Regions from separate parts of the Homo sapiens genome. Here all the other regions are linked to region 3. Evidence: chromatin loops called from intact Hi-C (ENCODE). Cell type or tissue: HCT116. All regions are shown on one strand.

Evidence for each region. A loop is a pair of places that touch in the nucleus more often than their neighbours do. Peaks named below come from ENCODE experiments on the same cell type or tissue, not always from the same donor. Only the 100,000 strongest peaks of a DNase experiment are listed, where the experiment ranks them.
Region 1: a loop joins it to region 3, with 8 times the contacts of the local background. A loop is called at or near these places in 19 of 110 quality-filtered maps.
Region 2: a loop joins it to region 3, with 21 times the contacts of the local background. A loop is called at or near these places in 21 of 110 quality-filtered maps.

Annotation. Positions count from the first base shown.
Region 1 is chrX:46,372,351-46,380,350 of GRCh38, reverse strand. No RefSeq gene overlaps it. Among named protein-coding and RNA genes, the nearest start is that of LINC01186, 49 kb to the right of the region's middle. In HCT116, a CTCF peak has its summit at 3,598; DNase peaks (open chromatin) are centred at 3,630 and 4,230; H3K27ac peaks cover 3,809 bases.
Region 2 is chrX:45,739,076-45,747,075 of GRCh38, reverse strand. MIR222HG (miR222/221 cluster host gene) reads left to right here. Exons shown (of 2, transcript NR_170290.1): 2 at 1-1,862. MIR221 (microRNA 221) reads left to right here and starts at 810; the gene lies at 810-919. It overlaps MIR222 (microRNA 222), which reads left to right; the gene lies at 1-61. In HCT116, a CTCF peak has its summit at 3,826; a DNase peak (open chromatin) is centred at 3,775; H3K27ac peaks cover 7,473 bases.
Region 3 is chrX:45,319,413-45,327,412 of GRCh38, reverse strand. LOC105373191 (a long non-coding RNA gene) reads right to left here and starts at 2,460. Exons shown (of 3, transcript XR_002958824.2): 1 at 2,195-2,460; 2 at 1,812-1,920. In HCT116, a CTCF peak has its summit at 4,874 (motif pointing left); DNase peaks (open chromatin) are centred at 4,385 and 4,832; H3K27ac peaks cover 4,385 bases.

The DNA.
Region 1 (8,000 bases), 1.1 Mb before region 3:
CTTTCTTCCTTTCTTTCTCTTTCTTTCTTTCTTTCTCTTTCTTTCTTCCTTTCTTTCTCTTTCTTTCTTTCTTCCTTCCTTTCTTTCTTTCTTCCTTTCTTTCTTTCTTTATCTATCCCCTTTCTTTCTTTCTCTCTTTCTTTTTCTTTCTCTCTTTCTTTCTTTCTATAGGGTCTTGCTCTGTCACCCAGGCTGCTAGAGTGCAGTGGCACAATCTTGGCTCACTGCCACCTCTGCCTCCAGGGTTCAAGCGATTTTCCTGCCTCAACCTCCCTAGTAGCTGGAATTACATATGCGTGCCACCACGCCCAACTAATTTTTGTATTTTTAGTAGATACAGGGTTTTTCACAATGTTGGCCAGGCTGGTCTTAAACTCCTAACCTCAATTGTTCCTCCCACCTAGGCTGCCCAAAGTGCTGGGATTGCAGGCGTGAGCCACCGCACCCAGCCTTGTTTATGTATTTTCTATGGCTGCCAGAGACCTTATGGTCCACAAAGCCTAAAATATTTACTATCTGGCCCTTTTTGGAAAAAGTTTTCTGATCCCTGATATTATATAATATAATTTATAATGTCCACATTTTGTCTCTGAAAAGAAGAAAATCTCCTATGGAAAAAACCTTGTTAATGGAACGTATTGGATGGTCTGGCTATTGTTAACAAACTTTTGTTTAATACATAATCCTTTTTTTTGAGCTCCCATTAAGTGCCAGACTTCATACTTGGAACATATTCTCTGCCTTCCAGGGGCTTTTCATCAGGAGAACCAGAGGCAGGAGTGCCTGTAATCTGAGGCAGCCAATGAAAGTGTTAGAGAAGAAGACAAACAAGGGAAAAGAAGACATAAACAAGAGACTGACTTTGTGAGGATCATCTGCGATGGGTTGTGGAGAAGGAATGAATGATGCATAGAAAGAAATGATAGTACATAAATGGGTAAGGATATCAGAAAAGGACATTTCTCACAAGGTGAACATCATTCATTTAAAACTGGTCTGATTGTCCCATAGAACTAATATTTATGGTTTTTTAAATAAATATAGAAATTGACCCTCCCTGGTCTTAAAATTAGAAACTTACATTTGTCTCATCTGAGTTCGTTCCTTAGGAAACCGACCCTCAGGCAAGGGACTGAAACTCATCAGATCACTGCATCTGGACAATGAGATGCCAGACCCCTCATCCATCATCATTGCTTTCTTTCCCCTCCTTAATTCCTGTTTTCCCACCTTCCCTACTATATAAAACCCCCAGTTGGAGAGATGGGTTTGAGACTTTATCTGTCGTTCTCCTTGGTCACAGCACCCAATTAAAGCCTTCTTCCCTGGTAATACTCATTGTTTCAGTGGTTGGCGTTCTGTGTGGCCATCAGCAGGGCCTGGACTGAATCCCTGGCATTTCGGCAACACAATTAAAAAATGTTTATCACATGCCTAGGTACTGGGTATACTTTTGGTGCACCAAAGTTTCTGTCTTCATAGAACTTACATGTCAGATTGTGAAGGTATTTTGAAGAAAAAAAAATGCTCTGGTGGGTGAATGTAAGGCATTTTAGGGAAATATTGTGTTGTCTTCTGTGGCTGCTGAATAGGTTGCAGGGGGTTGGGATAGTGGGAAATCATCTGGCTTGGAAAAGTAAACAGAAGTCAGATCATGAATGGCCTTGTATGCCAAACTGAGGTGTATTTTGCTTTTCATTTTGTTTTGCTTTGTTTGTTTCTGGCTTGGCAATAGGGAACCACTGGAAGTTTTGAAGATGATCTGGGTGCTTTATGCTGTTAGACCAATGTGCTTTAGAAGATGAACTTTGGCTTAATATGAGACAGTTGGAAGAACTGGGTGAAGGGAAGGAAGCCACTTCAGAGGCAAGAGTTAAGAAGGATCTGAACTAGAATATGGGCCATTGCAACAGAAAGGGAGAGAGAAGAAAAAAATTGCAGAGATGGAATTATGGTAATTAGCAATTGATGGAACATAGAGCTGCTGAAGAGGTTTTAAGCCTGAAAGAAAAGTTATTGGCCGGGCACAGTGGCTTATACCTGTAATCCCAGCACTTTGGGAGGCCGAGGCGGGTGGATCACCTGAGGTCAGGAGTTTGAGACCAGCCTGGCCAACATGGCGAAACCTCATCTCTACTAAAAATATAAAAATTAGCTGGGTGTGGTGGCACACGCCTGTAATCCCAGCTACTTAAGAGGCTGAGGCAGGAGAATTGCTTGAACCTGGGAGGTGGAGGTTGCAGTGAGCTGAAATTGCACCACTGCACTCCAGCCTGGGCGACAGAGCGAGACTCTGTCTCAAAAAAAAAAAACAAAAAAAAAAAAAAAAAGAAAAGTTATTGCTATTGAAGAGACTGCAAGCACAGGAGGGGGAAGTTGAGGTGCAGATTATAATAGATTGTTCCAATAAGAACACGTGGACACAGGGAAGGGAACAACACACACTGGCGCCAGTTGGGGGGTGAGGGACGGGGGGAGGGGAGCATTAGGACAAATAGCTAATGCATACAGGGCTTAAAACCCAGATGACGGGGGCCGGGCACGGTGGCTCACGCCTGTAATCCCAGCACTTTGGGAGGCTGAGGCGGGTGGATCACGAGGTCAAGAGATCGAGACCATCCTGGCTAACAAGGTGAAGCCCTGTCTCTTCTAAAAACAAAAAACAAAAACAAAACAAACAAAAAAACCACCTAGATGACGGATGAAGGGTTGATAGGTGCAGCAAACCCCCATGGCACACGTTTACCTATGCAACAAACCTACACGTTCTGCACTTGTATTCTTAAAAAATAATATTAATAGGCTAGGCATGGTGGTTCACGCCTGTAATCCCAGCACTTTGGGAGGCCGAGGTGGGCGGATCACGAAGTCAGGAGTTCGAGACCAGTCTGGCCAAAGTAGTGAAACCCCGTCTCTACTAAAAATACAAAAAATTAGCCGGGTGTGGTGGTGTGTGCCTGTAATCCCTGCTACTCAGGAGGCTGAGGCAGGACAGTCACTTGAACTTGGGAGGCAGAGGTTGCGGTGAGCCGAGACCACACCATTGCACTCCAGCCTGGGCGACAGTGCGACACTCCATCTTGAAAAAACGTAATAATAACAATAATAATGATAATAGATTGTCCCACTTCCTTCCCTCTGCCAAAGGATAATCCAGAACATCACGGTGCCAAGATGTGAGCTTCATCTGGCTAAGTCCACTAAACTATTTTTTTAAGAAAAATGATTCAAACAAGCTATCTGAGCTCTGGATTTGGGATTTCTCAGTATTATTTAAAAAATAATTTTAAGCACGGTCATGATATCTTTAACAGTTTTGAAACCTTTATTTTTCCATTTTAATTTAAAATAAAAATCGCATCTGTAAAACACTGTTAAGAATGGGATATATCAGCAAATAAAAAATGGACTCAGAAGACATAGTGAATTAATGTAAGATTGACTGTGGATTTTATTTTTCACACTGATATTTTGGCTTCTATAGACTAGAGAGATACTCTGTGAGTTTTATGATGATGTTTTTCCATGTTGTATGAGTGAACCATGGCATTGTTCTTTGAACATCTGTGTAAATGGCTCTGAAAACCTGAGAGAGAATAGTCAGCCCTGAACACAGGGAGGCAATGTTGCTTAAAGAAACAGAAAGACCCGGGCTCCTGACTCTCTGCTTCTTGCCGGTTGTGTTAACTTCTATACAAATAGCTTGACAAGCTATTTAGCCCCTCAGTGCCTCTGTCTCCTCATCTTTAAGATGGAAATTAAAAATGCCTATTTCAGATGGTTGCCATGAGAGTTACATGATAAAGGGCAGGTAAAGCACTTACTTGTGTGGGGCCTGCCTTGTGGTCAGCGTCAGTGACCATTCTATTTCTGTTGGGTGTGCTCAGCTGTTGGCCCAGGAGCAGGGCTGCTGCTTACCCAGGCTGTTACTCTGTGCCTCTGCTCAGTCAACCCAGAGTATTCCTGCATTTGATTGCTTTCTGCATGTCATCAATGTAGTGATGTGGAATCGTGGTGTGAAAGCTGAAGTACCTTTTAGAGATGTTACCTTTTGTATTCTCATTTTTTCCTGTGTTACTGTGTTAGCTTCTGGCTCTTTAGGGGGGAATATTGTGTTAGCTTCTGGCTCTTTGGGGGGAAATTGTTTAGGCACAGGAAAGAGAGATTTTTTTTTTCTTGATAAGTTTTTTTTTCTCAGTAGGGTTCTGTTTCCACATTTCCAAGTATGGCTTACTTAAGCTCAGGTATTCAGCAGGTGAATCTGAGGCTGGGGTCAGGATGAGATATCTAATGACTAATACGTTATCAAAGTCTGTGGTGAGTTTATATGTCTTCCCTATGGATATTTGAACAATTTGAATCATCGTCTCCCACTGTCACTTTCTACCCTGGAAATCTGGGAGTAACCTACCAAGCGTATGTAAATTACCCAGTGATATAAAAAGCCATCCTTTTCACATTCCACAAAAAACATTGACCATCTAGCTGAAGGACTTTCCAGTTTCAGTTGCATGTTTTATAAGAAAAAAAAAATCCCTTAAACCAAATAGCTAAGAGCTAACATACAAAATGAGGCCTTTTCTCATCTCCCCTCCACTTTCACCAGCACAAGCAAAGTGGTGGTAAAATATACAAGAAAAAGTGCCTGTTTTGTAGGGTTGTTTTAAAATGTGCTCCCTTCAAGTTTCTTGGGTCCTTTTGTCCCAGTTTCCATGGGATTTAGGAAATGGTGAGCAAACATGCCCATAGCTGTTTAGGAAAAATAGCCCATAGCTATTTGCTATGGGCAGGTACTTATTTTCTTGGCCTTGTGATATGAAGAGTGTGGGAGGTCCAAGAAAGGGCTATGGGCCCTGAAGGCCATGCCATTTCAAAAACTGGATAGCTCTGGTTCAAGCAAAAAAAAAAAAGAAAGAAAGGAAAAAAAAAATCTCCGAATGCTAGAATTCCATCTTCAATTAAAAATCGATCCTCATTCCACCATTGGAGAAATAATTGGCATGATCAATCATATGGGTGTCAGTTGCCTGTCAAAGCAAAGTTGTTACTGTTGTGCTCTCCCCATCACCTTTTCAGAAAACTGGCAAATTCTACCATTCTGGGGAGCACTGCCCTCTGTGATAAAGAGAGAAAAGAGATGTATCTAGATGTGATCTAGAAGATTTTTTATGTACTATGCCTAGCTTAAATTCAGAGTACAATGTGTTTGAGGATGGTTAGCTGTGAGATGAAATTTGTAAACTTTGTGCTGTGCCCATCTCATTTCTGTACTATTTTCCACATGCTTTTTACTAGTTCTTGGTACAAGTGGAAGCAGAAAGTGATTCTGCTCACTTTCACGTGTATTAAACTGTGTTCAGCTTTCATATAGTTCTCATAACTGAGTTTTGAGACCAATATTAGCTGGTCTTTCATAGCAACGTATGTATTAATTTTCTCTTCCAACTTGATTTCACTTGCACTTTTTCTCCCTCATGAATATTCTTTGAGGATAACATTTCTACTGAAAACTCCTTATCTTCCCAGATATGTTTGTGAGAATTAACTAAACCTGTGTCTAACTCAAGAAAAAAACCCCACTTCAGTTCACTTGCTTAAGTATTTGAAAATAACTTTGCTCTTTCTTTTCAAGAAATAACTCTTTTCCCATTTTTTAAAACATTGAACTTCCTTATTAATTTCTTTGTTTATTGTGTAAGGGCCTAATTAATGACTCACAAAAAGTTGTTCATGGGATTGAAGAAACTGATCTTGTTAAAGGTGTCTTAAGTGGGGGAATATGTGAAATCTTCCCCACAGGCATTCATGGTTTTGACATGTTGGTTTATGTTTCCTGAGATCTAGTTTTCTTTTCAAGCTCGTATTTTTACAGTCTGTAAACATCCCTCTCAGCTCATGTATACATGTGCATACACACCCACACAACACAAATCAGTTTATTTGGTTAATGAAATTAAGTAACTGGACAGTTAGGTTTTTCAAAGTTGAGGCAGGTTGTCTGAGACTTAGAGGGGAAAAAGGCTGTTATGTGATCAGTTTGTTGCTCAAAGCCAGGTATGAGGGAGGGGGGTCCCATGAATCCACAGCAGCCATCCTGATTCTCGCTGACACAGGTCACACACTTCAGCACGAGAAAAGCCTTTACTCAAGGATGCTGTGATAATGCCTCAAGCAATTGTGGAACGATGATTCTGGGAACCAGAAATAGACATGCTCTTCTTGTAGTCATTTATTGCTCTCACGTAAACCATAAATCCAATGGTTAATTAAGTACCTAAGTATTTGTAGAAGACATTGTGAAGCATTATCTCAAAACAGGCATTTTCAAAAATGAAAAAGGTCAGCACTTGTAATAAGAGGGAAGTATGCTGAAATTTACTCCACATATTTTTATAGATATTTGACTTAAATAGTGACATTTTGGACCACTGAATAACTGCACACATTTTTATAGATATTTGACTTAAATAGTGACATTTTGGACCACTGAATATAAATAGAGAACAACTATTAGCAATGCTACTGATTGGGATTCTATTTCTATTATTAATTTCAACTAATTTTAAAAGATGAGTTTTTTTAGTTTGTCTTATTAAAAGTGTCCATCAGTAAGATATGGTAAGCTACTATTTCATATTATGTGGGAAATTAATGCTCTTATACTTCCTGAAAATGAAGCCATTTTCTGTTCATGTATTGACCAAATGGCTGATTATTACCTAGCAAAAAATATTATTACTTTTTCAGTTCATTCAATCAATGATGCTTTCTGAGCGCCTACTATAGTGAGGTACAGGACTGGGCACATTGAAGAATACAGTTCAGAGAAGATTTTCCTATTCCTAGAACACATCTAGTTTTTTTCTATCTCAATTTTTCATTTACTTCTGTCCTGTCCACCTATAATGGTCTCTTTTCCATTTATCTAAATCTACTCATTCTGTTGCACCTAAGTCAAGTGTCTCTTGGCAAAACCTTTCCAAACTACTTTAGGGCTCAGTGATTTTTTTCCCTTCTGTACATTCTCAAGCAATTAATTAATTACTGGTGACCTTTTTTTACGGTAGTATATTTTTGTTTTGTTTCGTTTGTCTAAATGGATAGGCAACCCCTTGGGGAGAGTGGACATGAAGTGAGAGGCAGGAACAATGTATTTTTTGTTCCTCACACTGACTTCCTTGCTGTGCATTGCTCCCTGAGAAGTGACTTGGGAGTTCAGAGAAGACAGTGATCCCCGGGGGTAAGGTCAAAGAAGGGGTCAAAGAGGTGAGACTTGATCTGTACTTAGAAGGGTAGGTAAGCTTTAGGTAAGAAAAGAAGGTAGAGATGGTATTTCAAAGGAATGTTGGGTGGTGCAGACAAGTATGAGTGAAATGAGGATTCAGAGTGCATCAAACAGAAATGAATAGTCTCAAAACTGTTGAAGTCTGCCAAGAAGATGGATGGTTTATGGATCACACTGGTATATAAGCCTCCTGAAGCACAGTATGTAACCCTGGAAAGTGATGCAGAACAAGTGATGTCTCATGCATCTATTTCTCATTGGCTGCATCTCTTATAAGACAGGCTTTGCTGTATATCACTTTCCTAGTGTATATCTTTATTCTATCTCTTTTTTTTACCCTGCTCTGATTTAAAGGATTATTCGATTAGACTATTAGGCAAGGGATTCAAAGTTCTCCCATTTCATCACCGATAAAACTAGAAATGACTCTCTCATGAAGACAAAAAGTCCTTTGACATGTCCTAGAAGAGGTGCCAAGCCGTAGTTGAGGGCATACAGAACACAGAATCAATTATTGACCAATAATCAAGCATTCCTATCTACTTCTATGGGAGAAATGATGGTTTTCTTGATATTAAAGGAGAGCATGAAGGTTTTCTTTCCGCCTGCCGTGAGCATCATGATGAAGAATGCCCATGGGCTGTTTAGAACAGACAAGTTGATAATCAGGTAATGTAGGATTAGGAGAGGTTATGGGATTTCAGAATTAAAGGAA
Region 2 (8,000 bases), 420 kb before region 3:
CCTGTCTTTCGTAATCAGCAGCTACATCTGGCTACTGGGTCTCTGATGGCATCTTCTAGCTTCTGCTTCAGTGTCCTGAGAGAGATTATTGGGCAGTCTTTAATAATGAAAACTTTACCTTGAATTACACACACACACACACACACACACACACACACACACACACACTCACACACACACTCACACACACACAAAGAGAGAGAGAGAGAGAGAGAGAGAGAGACAGAGAGAGAGGAGAGAGTCAAGTTCTAGGGTGTTAAGTCCAACATTATCAGCTGGGGCTTGGGAACCTTCAAGGTTTTATGAATGATGAGGTCTATTTGCTTTCAATACTACAAGGGGGAGGAATCTGGATATTTATCCATGTTTTAGCTCTTACCTGTTTTTGTTTTACCTCTTTTTTTCTCTTTCCCCCCTATGAAAGGTATCATTTGGATAGATCAATCTATTCATCTATCTACCTACCTACCTATCTACCCCTACCCATCCACCCATTTATCCATCCACCCATCCATCCATCCATCCACCCACCTGCCCACGTACCTACCAGTTTATCTATCCGACCTTCCTTCCATCCAGCTTTTTCATCTCTTGACTTTTAGATGGCATTTTCAACATGATGTCATGATTAAATGATGACAACTTGATGATATGATGGTTTAAGGAAATTTTGTTGGTAGTAGGTAAGTCCCAGCATTTCTGACTGTTGGTTTTCTTTTCCTTGTGGTAGAAAAGACAAATGCCAATTTTGAAATCTTGAATGCAGTAGGCAGTTGTGTTGAAATAGTATGTGAGAATTACTTGCAAGCTGAACATCCAGGTCTGGGGCATGAACCTGGCATACAATGTAGATTTCTGTGTTCGTTAGGCAACAGCTACATTGTCTGCTGGGTTTCAGGCTACCTGGAAACATGTTCTCCATTGGCTGTCTCACCAATGCTACCCCTATAATGTTTCTGAATAACTGTTTTCCAGGAGGTATAAACCAGTGGAGTTTATCATTGAATAGAGTGCAGAGAAAGGACCGCAAGAAAGCTGATCACCTCAGCAATGAATGATTTCAATACGATTTCACCCAAATGGTCTCACACACCAGCCTAGTAAACCAGAGATAAGGTGTAATGTCATCCTTCCTTCCTTCTCCCTGCCTCAACTGTCAAAGATTGACAACTTACATGTTGTTTACTTTTTGGCTTCTATTTCTGTTCATAATTATTATCAGAAGGCATAGCACCCACAAGCCTAATCATACTGCCTTACAACCTTATTCCTCTTCATTTTGTCTTCTCACTTACCTGCAGAAACCCAGTTTATTTTTGTTCTCCCTTTACCACACCAGCCTTGTAACTGTTATGAATGACCCTCAATCTCACTGGAATCTGAATCACTCAGGAATTCAAGCAAACTGGATGTTTTAACCACTGTTCAGCTTTCTTATGGAATGACAGAGAACTTGTAAAGATAAAACACCAGTTTGCAGGAAGAAAGGAAGAGAATGGAAATTGCTTCTGGAAAATACTAGTTTTACAATATGTTTTGTTTGTCTGCTCTCTTAAATAAACTTAATCCTATAAACATTTTTTAAGAACTAGCCATTAAGACTGTTAAGTTCTCAATTATAAAGGAATAAAATGTTTTAAGGAGGATTTATTTGCCCTTGCTTATATGAACTGCATATTTTTAGTAGGAAATCATGTAATTTAAATTAGTATTGGTTAACAGATTTAACGTAGAAAATGGACATATAAAGAATACAAGGATAAATGTCTACATGTAATAATGGATGGTAGTGATATAATGCATTTTTGTCATCCCATGCTGAATTCAGTAAAAATAAAGCTAATGACTTGGAGCTTTTAAAAGATTGTACTGTTCTCTGTGTGTGTCTTTTGGCTTCCTACTCACCAATCAGTTCTATTATCTATTCTGTACCTGAGCCACTGGCTTTTGTGACCCGGGAAGAGAAAGTAATTCCACTTAAGACGTTTGACAGGCTTTTAAGAGAAATAAGTGGCTCTGTGCAACATGGTTATGTTTAATAAATCATAATTACCAAAGGGACAGTTTCTCTTCTCCCATGTCCACTCATACTTTTTTTTTTTTTTTTTTAAAGAGATGAGTTCTCATTCTGTCATTCAGGCTGGAGTGCACTGGTACAGAACTCTTGGGCTCAAGTGATCCTCTCGCCTCAGCCTCCAAAAGTGCTGGGATTACAGGCTTGAACCACCATGCCCAGTCCTCCACTCCTTACTTCTGATGTTCTTTGAGTCCCTTTGCCTATCATTAAATGAGAAGGTGTTGACAGTGGTGCCAGGTGTGAAGAACTCCCTAATTCCATTGATAAGTTTACATTTCCCTCTCAGGTACAAGTATTGGGTTGATCCTCAAAGCAAGATTGAATGTTGTGATAATATAATAAGAAAAAGACATATTTGGTCTTCACCCTCAGTTCCTGGAACAGAGCTGCTAAAACTGTCATAATTTTCTAACTAATAGAGGTGATAGCATCTTTTGTTAAAGTATTTGGTCTTAGTCCCCTGTTCCTGACACAAGAGCTTCTAAGATCCTTGGACTCTCTGGAGTGATGAGTGTCTTTCTGTATGCTAACAAGATAATGAGATGACTTGGCTTAGCGGGGAGTAGAGGTGGTGGCAAGTTAGCTTCAGGATGAAGGCTGGTTGTCAGAAAGACCAAGGTATGATTAGAGGGTTGGAGCTTTCAACATTCAATCCCACCCCTGACCTCTGACAACTGAGTTGATCACTGTCTTAGTCCATTCATGCTGGTATAACAAAGTACCCGCGACTGGGTAATTTATAATGAACAGTAATTTATTTTCTTATAGTCCTAGAAGCTGGGAAGTCCAAGGCCAAGGCCTTGGCACTCAGTGTTGGGTGAGGGCCTTCTTACTGCTTCTTCATATGATGATGAACGGGCAAAAAGAAGATGAATGCTGTGTCTTCACATAGGAGAAGAGAAAGAACACACTCCGTCAAGCCCCTTTTAAAGAGCCTAATCCCATCAGTGAGGCCTCTTCCCTTGTAACCTAATCACCTCTTAAAGCCTGTACCTCTTAATACTATCACACTGATGACTAAGGTTCAACATATGAACTTCGGAGGACACAATCAGACCATAGTGTCTGGCTCCTGGCCCCCCAAATTTATGTTCTTACGTATGAAATATATTCATTCCATCTCAGTAGCCCCAGAGATCTTAACTTGTTCCAGCATCAACTCAAAAGTCTAGAATCTCATGTAAATCAGATATGAGTGAGACTGAAGGTAAGGTTCATTCTGAGACAAATTGCTTTTGTGCTGTGAACCTATAAGGTCAAACAAGTTATATACTTCCAAAATACAATGGTGGAACAACCATAGGATAGACATTTCCATTCCAAAACAAAGCAATAGGAAAGAAAGAAGGAATAACAGGTCCTAAGTAAGTGCTAAAACCAACAAGGTAAACAACATTAAATCTTAAGGCTTGAGAATAATCTAGACACACTGGAGTGGAGGTTAAGCCCCCAAGGCCATAGGGGGCCTCAGCCCCATGGTTTTGTTGGGCATATTCTATACAGCACCTCGCAAGTTGGAGTTGGGTGTCTGCAGCTCTCCCAGGCTAGGATCACACTCCAGTGGCTCTGCAGTACTGGAGTCTCAGAGGCAGTCCCAATCTTATGGCTACCCTGGGCATTGTCCCACTGGGGAGTCTGGTGGCACTATCCCTGTCTCAGTTCTCTGTGTTGGTCCTGAGGCTCTCCAAGTCATCCATTGAAACCTACGTGGAATTAGTCATTCCTCCACAGCTCTTGCGCTCTGTGTGTCTGCAGAGTTATAATGTGGACACTGGGGGCACTAGCCACACCTAGGCATAACCACAGCTGAGGTGGGTGAGGAGTGCTACACTGGAGTAAATGGAGCAGAGATGAGGCATCACTGGGCAGTGAACGCAGAGGTTCTTCGGTTACCCTAAGCCCCTAGTTTTAGTTATGTGCCCCAGGCCTTGGCACTCCGGGCTTGTCATGAGAAAGGCAGCACCAATAGTCTCTGATATGCCTTCAGGGTGTTTTTTGTTTTGTTTTGTTTTGTTTTGAGACAAAGTCTCACTCTGTCACCCAGGCTGGAGTGCAGCGGGACGATCTCAGCTCACTGCAACCTCCACCTCCCAGGTTCAAGTGGTTCTCCCACCTCACCCTCTCCAGCAGCTGGGATTACAGGTGTGCACCACCACCCAGCTAATTTTTGTATTTTTAGTAGCGATGGGGTTTCACCGTGTTCAGGGTCACTTTTCATTGTCTTGATGAACAGTGTATGACTTTCTTCTATCCATACTAATCTCCTTGCAAATGGTCACTTCTTCACACCCCTGGTGTTTTCTTCCAAATGCTTTTGCACTTGGCCAGGCTGAGAATGTTCCAAACCTTTAAATTCTGCTTCCCCTTTGATTTTATTATTTATTATTATTTGAGACAGGTTCTTGCTGTGTTGCCCAGGCTGGAGTGCAGTGGTGAGATTTTAGCCCTCTGCAGCCTTGACCACCCAGGCTTAAGTGATCCTCCCACCTCAGCTTCCCGAGTAGCTGGGAGTACAGGCATGTGCCACCACACCTGGCTAATTTTTTGTATTTTTGGTAGAGACAGGGTTTCACCATGTTGCCCAGGCTGGTCTCAAACTCCTGAGCTCAATAGATCCACCCACCCTTGGCCTCACAAAGTGCTGGAATTACAGGCATGAGCCACCATGCCTGGCCACTCCTCTGAGTTTAAATTCCATCTTCACTATATTTCTCTCCTGCATTTTACTATAAGCAGTTAAGAGAAGCCATGCAGTACCCTGAACACCTTGCTCAAAGATTTCTTCTGCCAAATATCCTAGTTCATCACTCTTAAATTCTGCCTTCCATAAAGTTCTAGGAAGTGGGCAAAATTCTGCCACGTTCTTTGCCATTTTGCAACAAGGATGACTTTTCCTCTGGTTTCCAATAAGACACTCCTCATTTCTATATAATACTTCCTCACGATGGCCTTTACTATGCATATATCTGTCAGCATTCTGATCATGATAACTTAGGTACTCTCAAAAAAAGCATCTCTCTACAGCTTTCCTCTTCTGAGCCCTCACCAGAATCATCCTTAATGCTCTGTTCATGGCAATGTATGCTTTTTCTAGCCTGCACCTTCAAAATCTTCCAGCTTCTATCCACTATCCAGTTCCAAAGCTGTGTCCACATTTTTAGATATTTGTTATAGCAACACCCCAATTTTCTAGTACTAGTTTCTGTTTTAGTCCATTTGTCCTGCTATATAAAAGTGCCTGAGACTGGGTCATTCATAAAGAACAGAAATTTATTTTTCTCACAGTTCTTGAGGTTGGGAAGTCCAAGATCAAGGCACCAACATTTGGTATCTGGTGAGGACCTTCTTGCTGTGTCCTAACATGATGGAAGGTGGAAGGGCAAAAGAGATGAACTATCCTTACATGGCAGAAGAGCAGAAGAGAAGACCCCACTCCCTCAAGTGCTTTTATAAGAGCCATAATGCCATCCATGAGGACTCTGCCATTATGACTTAATCACTGCCTAAAACCCCACCTCTTAATGTTATTACATTGGAGATTAAGTTTCAGTATACAAATTTGGGGGGATGCAATCAGATCACAGCAGTTACCAATGGCCAATGATGTAATCAATTGTGTATGTAATAAAACTTCCATATAACCCCCAGAATTACAGAGTTCTGATGGCTTCTGGGTTGGTGAACACATGGAGATATTAAGGGGATGGCATTCCAGGAGGCTGCATGGAAGCCCCTCATCCTTTCCCACATACTTTGCCTTATATATCTTTTCCATTTGGCTGTTCCTGACTTGTACCCGTTATAATAAACCATTAATATTAAGTAAACGTTTATTCTGAGTTCTGTGCGCTGTTCTTGCAAATTATCTAACACAAGGAGGGAGCAGTGGGAACTCCTGATTAATAGCCAGTCAGAAATACAAGTGGTTCAGAACTTGGAATTGACATTTGAAGTGGGGGCAGTCTTGTGAGTCCTTAACTTGCACCATCTGACACTAATTCCAGTTAGATGGTGCCAGAATTAAATTGTAGGGCACTCAGCTAGTGTCAGAGAATTGGTTGGTGTCGGGGAAGAAACCTGCACATTTGATGTCAAAGTGTTAAGCATGAAAACAAGATGGAAAGGTGCAAACAACCAGGGGCTTGTTTTCTCACTTTTTCTCAACTTTTTTTCTCTCATTCTGTAAGACCCTGAAGCAATGGACACTGGTTTGTTGGCTCTTACTAGAAGAGGCACAACAACCTGACTATATTCTTTTTTAAAAAACTTTTCATTTTGAAATAATTTCAAACTTCAACATAGTTGCAAAAATAATATGAAGGCAGCGCTGGTGGGAGTTTAAAATGGTACAGCTGCTTTGGAAAAGTTTGGCAGTTCCTCAAATACTTAAATAACATTACCATATGATTAAGAAATTTCACTCGTATGGGTATACCCAAAAGAATTGAAAACAGGTACTCAAAAACATGTGCATGCATGTTCATAGTAGCACTATTCTTATTCACAGTAACTGTAAGGCGGAAATGTCCATCAACAGATGAATGATAAAATGTGTTATATCCACACAATGCAATATTACACAGCCTTAAAAGGAATGAAGTACTGATTCATGCTACAACATGGGTGAACCTCAAAAATATTATGCTAAGTGAATGAAGCCAGATACAAAAAGCCACATACTATGTATTTCCATTTATATGAAATATCCAGAATAGGCAATTCTATAGAGACAGTAGATAAGTAGTTGCCGGGGCTTGGAGGTAGGAAGGAGTGGGGAATGAGTGCTAATGGATACAACATTTCTCTTTGGGGTGATGAAAATATTATGAAATTAATGTTCTGGAGATGGTTGCAAAGCTTCGTGAATATACTAAAAATCACTGAATTGTACACTTTAAATGGGTGAATTTCAAAATATGTGAATTATATCTAATAATAAAAAAATTGAGAGTATCCACACACCTTCAATTCCCCAGATGACAATATCTTATGTACCTACAATTATCAAAATCAAAAAATTAACATCAATATAATACTATAACCTACACACTGTGTTCAGATTTCACCACTTGTCTCTCTGTTGTTCTGTTTCTAGTTTAGGATCCAATCTAAGATCCCACGTTTAGTTTTTATATCTCTAGTCTCCTTTAACCTGAAACAGTTTCTCAGCTTTCCTTTGTCTTTCATGACTTTGGCACTTTGGAAGAGTACAGGCCAGTTATTTTGTAGAGTGTTCCTCAGTTTGGGTTTCTGGTAATTCCTTCTGCTTAAAGTCAGGTTATACATGTTTGGCAAGAATAACACGTAAGTACAGTTGTGTCCTTAAGTGCATCATATTAGGATACACATTACATCGATTTGTCCTGCTACTGGTGATGTTAAATTCAGTGATCAGTTTCTTTGGTGTGTGATTGTGACTATTCATAGTTTTCTTTCTTGTTTATAAAAAAATTTCATTTTATCACCATTCTATACTCCCATTTTCCCTTACTCCCCACACATAGTCAAATATATTTAATGTGTATCATGTAGTTTCTATGTGTTCTTGAAAAATGTACCTTGTTTTGGTGTCCAAGTATTTTTAGTTTACATGAGTGACATTGTGTTGTATCTCATTCCATTTCTTACTTTTAAAATTCAGCACTGTTTTTAAGGTCCATTCTTGTTTCTAATCTGTTATTTTTAATTCTGCATGATACTCCTTGGAGTGCAACTACCACATTTCACCTATGCCATTTCCAGTGATAGACCCCACATGGGAACCAATTCCTGGCCACCACAAATAACATTGTACTGAACATTCTAATAATGCATGTCTCCTTATGGGTCTCTGTAGGAAATTATTTGGAATGTATAATGAGGAATGGAGTTGTTGGGTCATAGGACACACACACACACACACACACACACACACACACACACA
Region 3 (8,000 bases):
CTAGAGCTGTACCCACTCCAGGTCCTGCTAGTCATCATTCAAAGGTCAGTCCATACCAGCAGCCACATACCAGAGAGTTATGGAACCAACATGATGATCAAACTAATATATGCAAGTAATACTAACTCACACCTGTCCTTACATAAGATTGTAAAATCTTTGTGATCCAATAAAACCATTTGCTCAAAGAAAAAAAAGTATGGGAAACATGTCCATTTTTCTTGAGAGTATTTAACATTGTACAGATATTTGGGTAGGTACTCTTCTTATATACCTTACCACAGGCCTAATAGCATCTTTGTTTTACAGGAGTGACTGCTAAGTGGCAGAAGGCTGGGGAAGTATTTGCTACATAGAATTTCTTATGCAAACAAAATTGAAGATATCCACATTGATTCTTCAACACACATACAGGTTACTTACCCAGGTGTAGACATGGGATTCCACCCCACCCTGCCACTGTTCTTCCAAACTGAAATCTGAAAAATGGCAAGTCTAAAAGGGATAAAAGAGGTTCTTGCACTTCCATGAAAAAGTTCTATTGGAGGAGGTATTTATGAAGGTGAGTAAGATTCTCAACAATAGTTTACTCTAAAGTCTTTTAGAAATAACTTTCTCCAAAAGTCTCAGACCCTAAAGTTCCACTGTTAGCTGAGGAAGGGTTTCTCCATGCTGCTTTTTCTTTTCTTTTTTTAATTTATTTTTTATTTTTTTTTTAGACGGAGTTTCTCTCTGTCGCTGGGCTGGAGTGCAGTGGCGTGATCTCAGCTCACTGCAATCTCCACCTCCCGGGTTCAAGCGATTCTCCTGCCTCAGCCTCCCAAGTAACTGGGACTATAGGTGCACACCACCACGCCTGGCTAATTTTTTTCTATTTTAGTAGAGACGGGGTTTCACCATGTTGGCCAGGATGGTCTCGATCTCCTGACCTTGTGATCCGCCCGCCTCGGCCTCCCAAAGTGCTGGGATTACAGGCATGAGCCACCGTGCCCAGCCCACACTGCTATCTATACTCAGAAGGATTCACATGACACTGGCGTTTGCAATCATGATTAAACATACCTGATTCACTTAGACAACATGCCATGTTAGTAGACAGTTAAAAGGAGAAAACTGTAATTGTGTTGATAACAATAACTGAAGACAATTGTGAAAAGTCCTAAGATACAGCATTCTTCTTGGTGAAGCATGAATAATTCATCACTTGTAAATTTTAAGAAAATGTGCTCTATGGAACTTATAATTTTCCCTCATACCTGCTCCTCCCACTCCACTGTTCTCCAAGTCTCTTAACATCATTAGCCAGTCATCTTCTGCCTTCCTCAGCACTGTACAGTGTGAGCCCAGGATACCTTCACCCAGTCCTGACACACTGTCAGCTAGAGAGAAATGGGAATCTCTGCCACCAACAAGTGAGTCGAGAGTTACTGATGCAGCCATCAACCTAACATTCTGGGTGTCTCCAGCTGTAAAATTGAGCTCTCCCAGCACCTTCTGTTTTCACCCAACCCTTTTGGACTGGGTACATCAGATTTTTAACTGCCAGCCTAGGGACTAGTCTCTCAACCTGGTGAATTTCCACCTGCCCTTGCCTCTCCTACTCCTTGCTTTCTTCTCTTCTCAATAATTCCCCATCCCCATACACACACATGACTCACATGACACATATGCATCATCTGCATCACACACATACACACACACACACACACACACACACACACACACACCCTGGGTACAGCAAGGGTCGTGTGTTGTTCTCTTCAGCTCCTGTTTCCTTGGAACAGGATGTTACACAGAAATGCTCATAATACCTGTTAATTGAATTCATCGAAGAAAAGCCATTCCAAATAATGCCTAACAGAATGAAGAAAGGGGTAAATTGCTCTTGGAAATCTGATTCTTCTTATAAACTTGGAAGACCTAATTAGCAGAGAGAAGAAGAAAACAAATTAATTAGAAAACACTAAATTTGCACCAAGGGTACAAACAAAGCATAAGCACCATGACTAAAATTAAACCATAATATACTTCACAGGGCCATACTGATTCAATAAAATGGGCCCAGAGTTCAGACTTCTCAAATAAATTATTCCCCAAAATGGATAAATGGGATTATTTCCTCCCACGTTTATTTTTCACATGGAAAAAACCACCTTGAATCAAAAAGTTTGGACAAAGAAAATGACCTCCTTACCCTACTCTTCACAATAATAGATGTTAAGCTGAAGCTGACGAAAGCAGGAAGCTGTGGAAATCTACGGCTGTCCTGATAGACATTCCATTCTGCTCACTGCTCAGGCCCCAGCTGTAAGTTTGTACAGTCAAAACAGTCAGGTTTCCAAATGGCCAGAAAAGGACAAACTATGAAATGTGAAGGCTCCTGTCTTCACTTTGAGCAGGAAATTCATAGAGCAGGCAAAACCTGACCAATATCTATCTCCTCAATCTAGAAAACTCTTACCAGAGTCTTTAGCTCTAGTATTGAAACGCAACATTTTGCCTCAGTTCTCCACCTTACAATTTATCACACCAATTGCCGGCCCAAGCAGACAAGTCATCCTTTGGAGTTTGAATTTATATGGTCCAACCTCCAGCCAAAGGGCTTCTGGAGAACCCATGAATGGACTTCAGGATGTCTGTGGACTCCTTAACTTTGTAAGCAAAATCTTAAGCTCATGTGCATTCTTCTGAGAAGAGGATTCAAAAGTTTCAGCACACTCTCAAAGGAGACCCTGACATTCAAAAAAGGTCAAGACCATCAGGCTAGTCCTAAAGAGACTCTATGACTTCTCTGTAATTTCAAGCGGAAAAGAGCCATGAACTTTGATTTGAACCTGGGCTAGGTCTAAATTCTCAGCTCCAGTGCTACAGGGAATTTACACATTTTCTATAGACTAGATCCATGATGGCCACTTCTCTGGATTCCATTAGTCTTTGTTTTAAGGATTTGAAGTGAAATGGACATTTGCAGGACCTGGCTTGGACCAAATGGGCACCTAGCGCCCCCACCTTTGTGACTTTCCATCTACCAGAACTCTTTAACGCCAGTATCCCTGGGAGAAACTAAGCTATTGAATAAGGGAGGGAAAAATCGAGAAGGTGCTTGTGAGGGTGGAGGAGGAAATAAAACTGAATGAAAGAAAAAACTGAGTGGGAAGGAAAGCATAGAGAGAGGGGAAGGAATTGAACAAGAAAGAAGAAGAAACATGGAGAAGAGAAGAGCTATGGACTGAGAAGAGAAAACTGACATGAGGAATGAAGAGAAGATGGGGAAGGACAAAGTTATAAGAAAGACATAACCTCAGTAAGAAAGAAAAAAGGCAAAGAGGATTATTAGGGGAAAAAAGGAAAAAATGAAAGAAGATGAGAAGTAGAAAGAACACAAGGATAACAATATCTAAAAATTGTACAAAGCACTACTAAGTGTAATTAATTAATAGGATATCAGCAAACAAAAGTCTGTGCTATCGATAATGTGATAGACCCTGATGTCACTTAGCAGTAGCTAAGGTGGACAAGCTTACACAGCTGGGCCAGAAAAAGTGTGGCATATGGCCCTTTATGTGGCCGATGGTCCACTTGTAGAAGAGTGGGAAGGGTGGGGATGGGGTTAATGCTGGGAAGATTGCTACCATCCAGCTGAAAACTCCCCAAAGGCAGTTCCATGGATCATTCCTAAGCCATTGGCTAGAGCATGAAAGGCTTGTGAGGAACCAGGCAAAGACGCTGCACAGCCTGAGCTGTTATCCAAGAACCCCTGCTTACCTGCTTGCTTGAGTCATGCAGGCTCCTGGTAATAACAGCCTATTTACTGAACCTTCCCTGCCAAAGTGGGAGGGGTGACTGTATCAGATTTCTATTTGGGTCTGCAGGTGGGAGGGGCGAAAGAATAGGTATAGTCAGGGCAGGTAACAGCTTTGCAAACATGTGCAATAGTTCATGCCTGTCCACATGCTTGCCCCATAAGCACATGGCTGCATGGACCAGTGTGGGTCGATGTAAAGGGTGTTGCTCTGGGGCTCACCTGCATTGATATACATCATATGTCTAAAGTGTGAATGGCACCTCCATACATGTGATGTCTTGTTCAGTGCACAGCTTGAACATGTAGACATGGCTGCTCCAACAGTAACCAGTAGTAGGCACTTTATTCATAGGCACAAGCCTCAGGCACTTTAATGCATTATCTTCAATCCTTAAGATCTGGAAGTGTTATCATTAGGTTGAGAAGCCAGCCTGAGAGTACATAGCTAGGAAAGGACAGAGACAGACTCTAGCCTAGACATGGCAGATGCTGAGGCCCTAGCTCTTCTTCCTGCATTGAGCCACCTTCCTCTCTAGGCAGCAGGGAAACTGCCCTGCTGTGAGGAGCATCCCATTTACTTGGGTATTGCAGTAGCCTCCTACTTGATGCTTCCTTTGTGTGTCATTCCCTCATGTCTAAGGAAAGTACTTATATACCAGTAAGAACCTACTAGGGATCACAGAGGATTATTAAAATTTCAAGTAGTGATTTTACCATTTGAGATGGGCTTAAGAAGAGGGAAATATGTACTTTGTTAGAGAAATAAGTATATTTATTAATACAAGTAAAATTATTTATCCTGTTGATTTAACTTTATAACCCTGTGAGCTGTTGGAGCCCAAGTCTGAAAACTGCCATACCAGCCTGCCCCTCAGGTTTGCCTGGCCCTCGTGAAAGCTTTAGGGGATAGGGGATACCGCTTTCCCACACCTTCTGATTTCTACATGAGAAATGCCACCAGCTTTGACCAGCAGCTGCAACTTTGCCTGTGCCTGGCAAGTTTACAAAGTCACTGAATTTGCTTCTAAACTTTGTGGTTCAAGGGCTCCATCTTGAGGCACATTCTGTTTCTCTCAGTGCCTCTGAGTTGGGGAAGAGATGCAAAGCATTATTAGAATTTTTGCTGCATTGCATGGTTGACTTCAATTTGCTAAATGTTTTCTTTAGTGTTCACAGCAAAAATTCAGACTATAGGACAGTGACATGGGTTTGAGCAGATACAATGAACTCCTTTTTACATATGATGGTTCCTCCTAACAAAAAAATATTAAAAATCTTTTAACCATAACCACAGCATGGAAGTCATTGATTTGTTCGTGTTTACCATAAGCTATTTTCTCCCATTTTGGGAACAATTCTCAGAAGCCACATTATCTGAATTACTGGGTTCCACCAGAAAGCGCAGAGATCTGAGACCCTGCTTAAAGTCCTCTGAGTGTCCCTTAGCAATATTCTACTTCCAGTGGATCAACCAGAAATGTAAGCCATGATTCAGCTCCCCAGATGGATGTGGGCAAGCTTCGTGGCATCAAACCCCTGGACCAACTAAGCACTCTACTGCACCCCAGACCCCCCAACCCCACTAACAAAGCCCTTGTCCTACCAGCCAAATGCTCTGCCTGTCTGACTCATGAAAAAGAAAGTGGAAATTCAATACCAGAAACCTTCTCACCCAAGAAATATCCCAAGTCTTTCCAGTTGTGCCAGGGTTTTAGGAGACCCCGGTTTTACTCTCCTCTGAACAGACCCTGCATCTTCACATTTCCATACCTTTATCCATGATGTTTCTTCTGTGAGAATCCCACAACCCTACCCGTCCCACTTCCATCAACATTACAATTGGTTGATTAATCTGACTAATTTTGCAAGGCATATAGTTTAAGAAACCTTCTACCCACCCACCCAGCCACTCAGCAGGAATAACTACAAGCTTCTCCCTGTGTCTTTTCATAGAATTATGGTCAAACCTCCATTGTTACCTCCTTCACATGACATCATGGGACAATTTTTAATGTAGTTTTTCCCACACTAGAGTGTGGGCACTCTTGGGTACCACCATATCCATCTGTGTATCTCCAGGTACTGTGTCAGTGTTCAGCAGACTGTGGACACATAATATATGTCAGAAGACAATGCTGTCTTACCAACAAGAGAAAATAATAGTATTAGCACAATAACTAAATGATGTACATATGAAGCATCTGGTATAAGAATAGAAGGAGAAACAAAAAGGCAGGAAAAAAAAGTCAAAATATAAGGTACTGGGTTTTCTTAAGAGTCAACCTTCTTCTCCTCCCTGCCCCTGTCCCCCCACCCCCAAAAAAACTTCTAATAGCTATCCCACAGGAAGATAACCATTTTGTAATGAAGTTTGGTTTTGAGCTTTTGTAGCTACTTTTTTTAACAGGGTGGAAGATGAGGCCAAGAGAGGAGTAGGAGGACTCCCTCCCATGCCTAGAGTCTACTCAACATCTCTACCTGGATGTCTTCTATCCCCTTAAATGCAAGGAAACTCACTTCTTAACCAGGAAACTCACTTAAAATACAATAGGAAACTCACTTCTTAACCAGGGGTAGGCAAACTATGGCGCCTGGCCCACCAACTGTTTTTGAAAAGTTTTATTTGGACACAGCCATACCCACTTGTTTACATATTGTCTACATCTGTTTTCACACTAAAATGGCAGAGCTGAGTAGTTGCAACAGAGGCTCTTTGGCCCACCATGCTCAAAATATTTGCTATCTGACCCTTTACAGAAAATGTTTGCCCAGCCCTTGATTCGTAACCATCCAGATTGCCTCACTGACTGTGTTCTTCATTTTAACAGCCAGCACTGTTATCTATCCGGGACCCAAACGTAATCCTTCTCTCCTATTAACCCTACCCATATAGCCAATCAATCACCAATTAAAGCATTGCTGTTTCAACCTTCCAAGTATCTCTAGAACTTTTCTTCACCCTCATTCACTATACTGGTCCAGGGTAGCATCCTCTTTCACCTAGATAATGTCCTACCTGCTCTCCCAACCACCAGTCTGGAACGACCTTTCTAAACCATAAATCTGATTGTTATTTCCCTAGTTCAAACCTTTCAGCAACATCCTATCTCCTTTAGCATAAGGTCTAAACTCCAACACAGCCCACAAAGCCCTTTGTGACATCATCTAGCCTTCCTCCCCAGTTCCAATTCCAGCAACATCCCCTGCTTCTCCCCACAGCCATTGTTCTGTCTCAGCATTTCCTCTCTTCCCACTTCAAGCCACAATGTGCATGCTGTTCCTTGGTCTGAATTCATCTCCTCCCTTTCTTGTACTTTTCATTTTCTGCTTCCATCTCCCACTCATTCTTAATTATTTCCTCCAGGAAACCTTCTGATTGTCCCAGGAGATTAGGTCTCCCAACTATATGTTCCCATAGTGCCTTATCTATTATAAATACATAATAAATATTTTATATTATACATTACTATACCTATATAGTAGTCTAATATAAGTAATATATAATATACATTATTTTGTGTATATATATATAAGTTTATTATAGATTTTAATGGCCTGACTCTCCTGCTAGGCTATTAGCTTTCTAAGTGCAAGGGTTGTTCATTCTGTTTCCTGTCCCATCCATAGTGAACAGCATGTAAGTACTTGATTCTACAAAGAATGCAGCTCTCCTACCCAAGACATCTCTTATCTGTCAAACACCCACTTCTTCACCTTTGCTAATAACCTCTATGGCTGGAGTAGGCTCAACAAAGTGATTACCATTACTGTGTATTTGTTTTTCCAATCCACTCCCCATTTTTCCCTTGCTTTGCTCTGTATCATGGTGGTTTGAAGGGTGCAAATTATACTGCCCAGGCTTCTGGTTAGATTCAATTAGTGGGAGGCCCTGGTAAAAGACTAGAGATAAAAGAGGGGGAAACCAATGTATTTCTCCCATGCTCATTCATGCTTGCCAGCTCAATCTCCCGCCTATCCCCCAATCCTTCTTTAGGTGGTATCCCTCGCAATAATTGGTGATTGTGTCCCTCCATGGCCCCAGCTTTTGCTGGGAGGCTCCTGTCATGATTCTGTCCCCTCGAGGTGGCCTTGGCTCCTGTGTTCTGTTAACATTATCTTTTTCATAGTGCCTTCAGCCCTAGGGGTGCTTCTTTAATTTGCTCTTCAGGCTCTTCTAACACTTTTGCCATTTAAT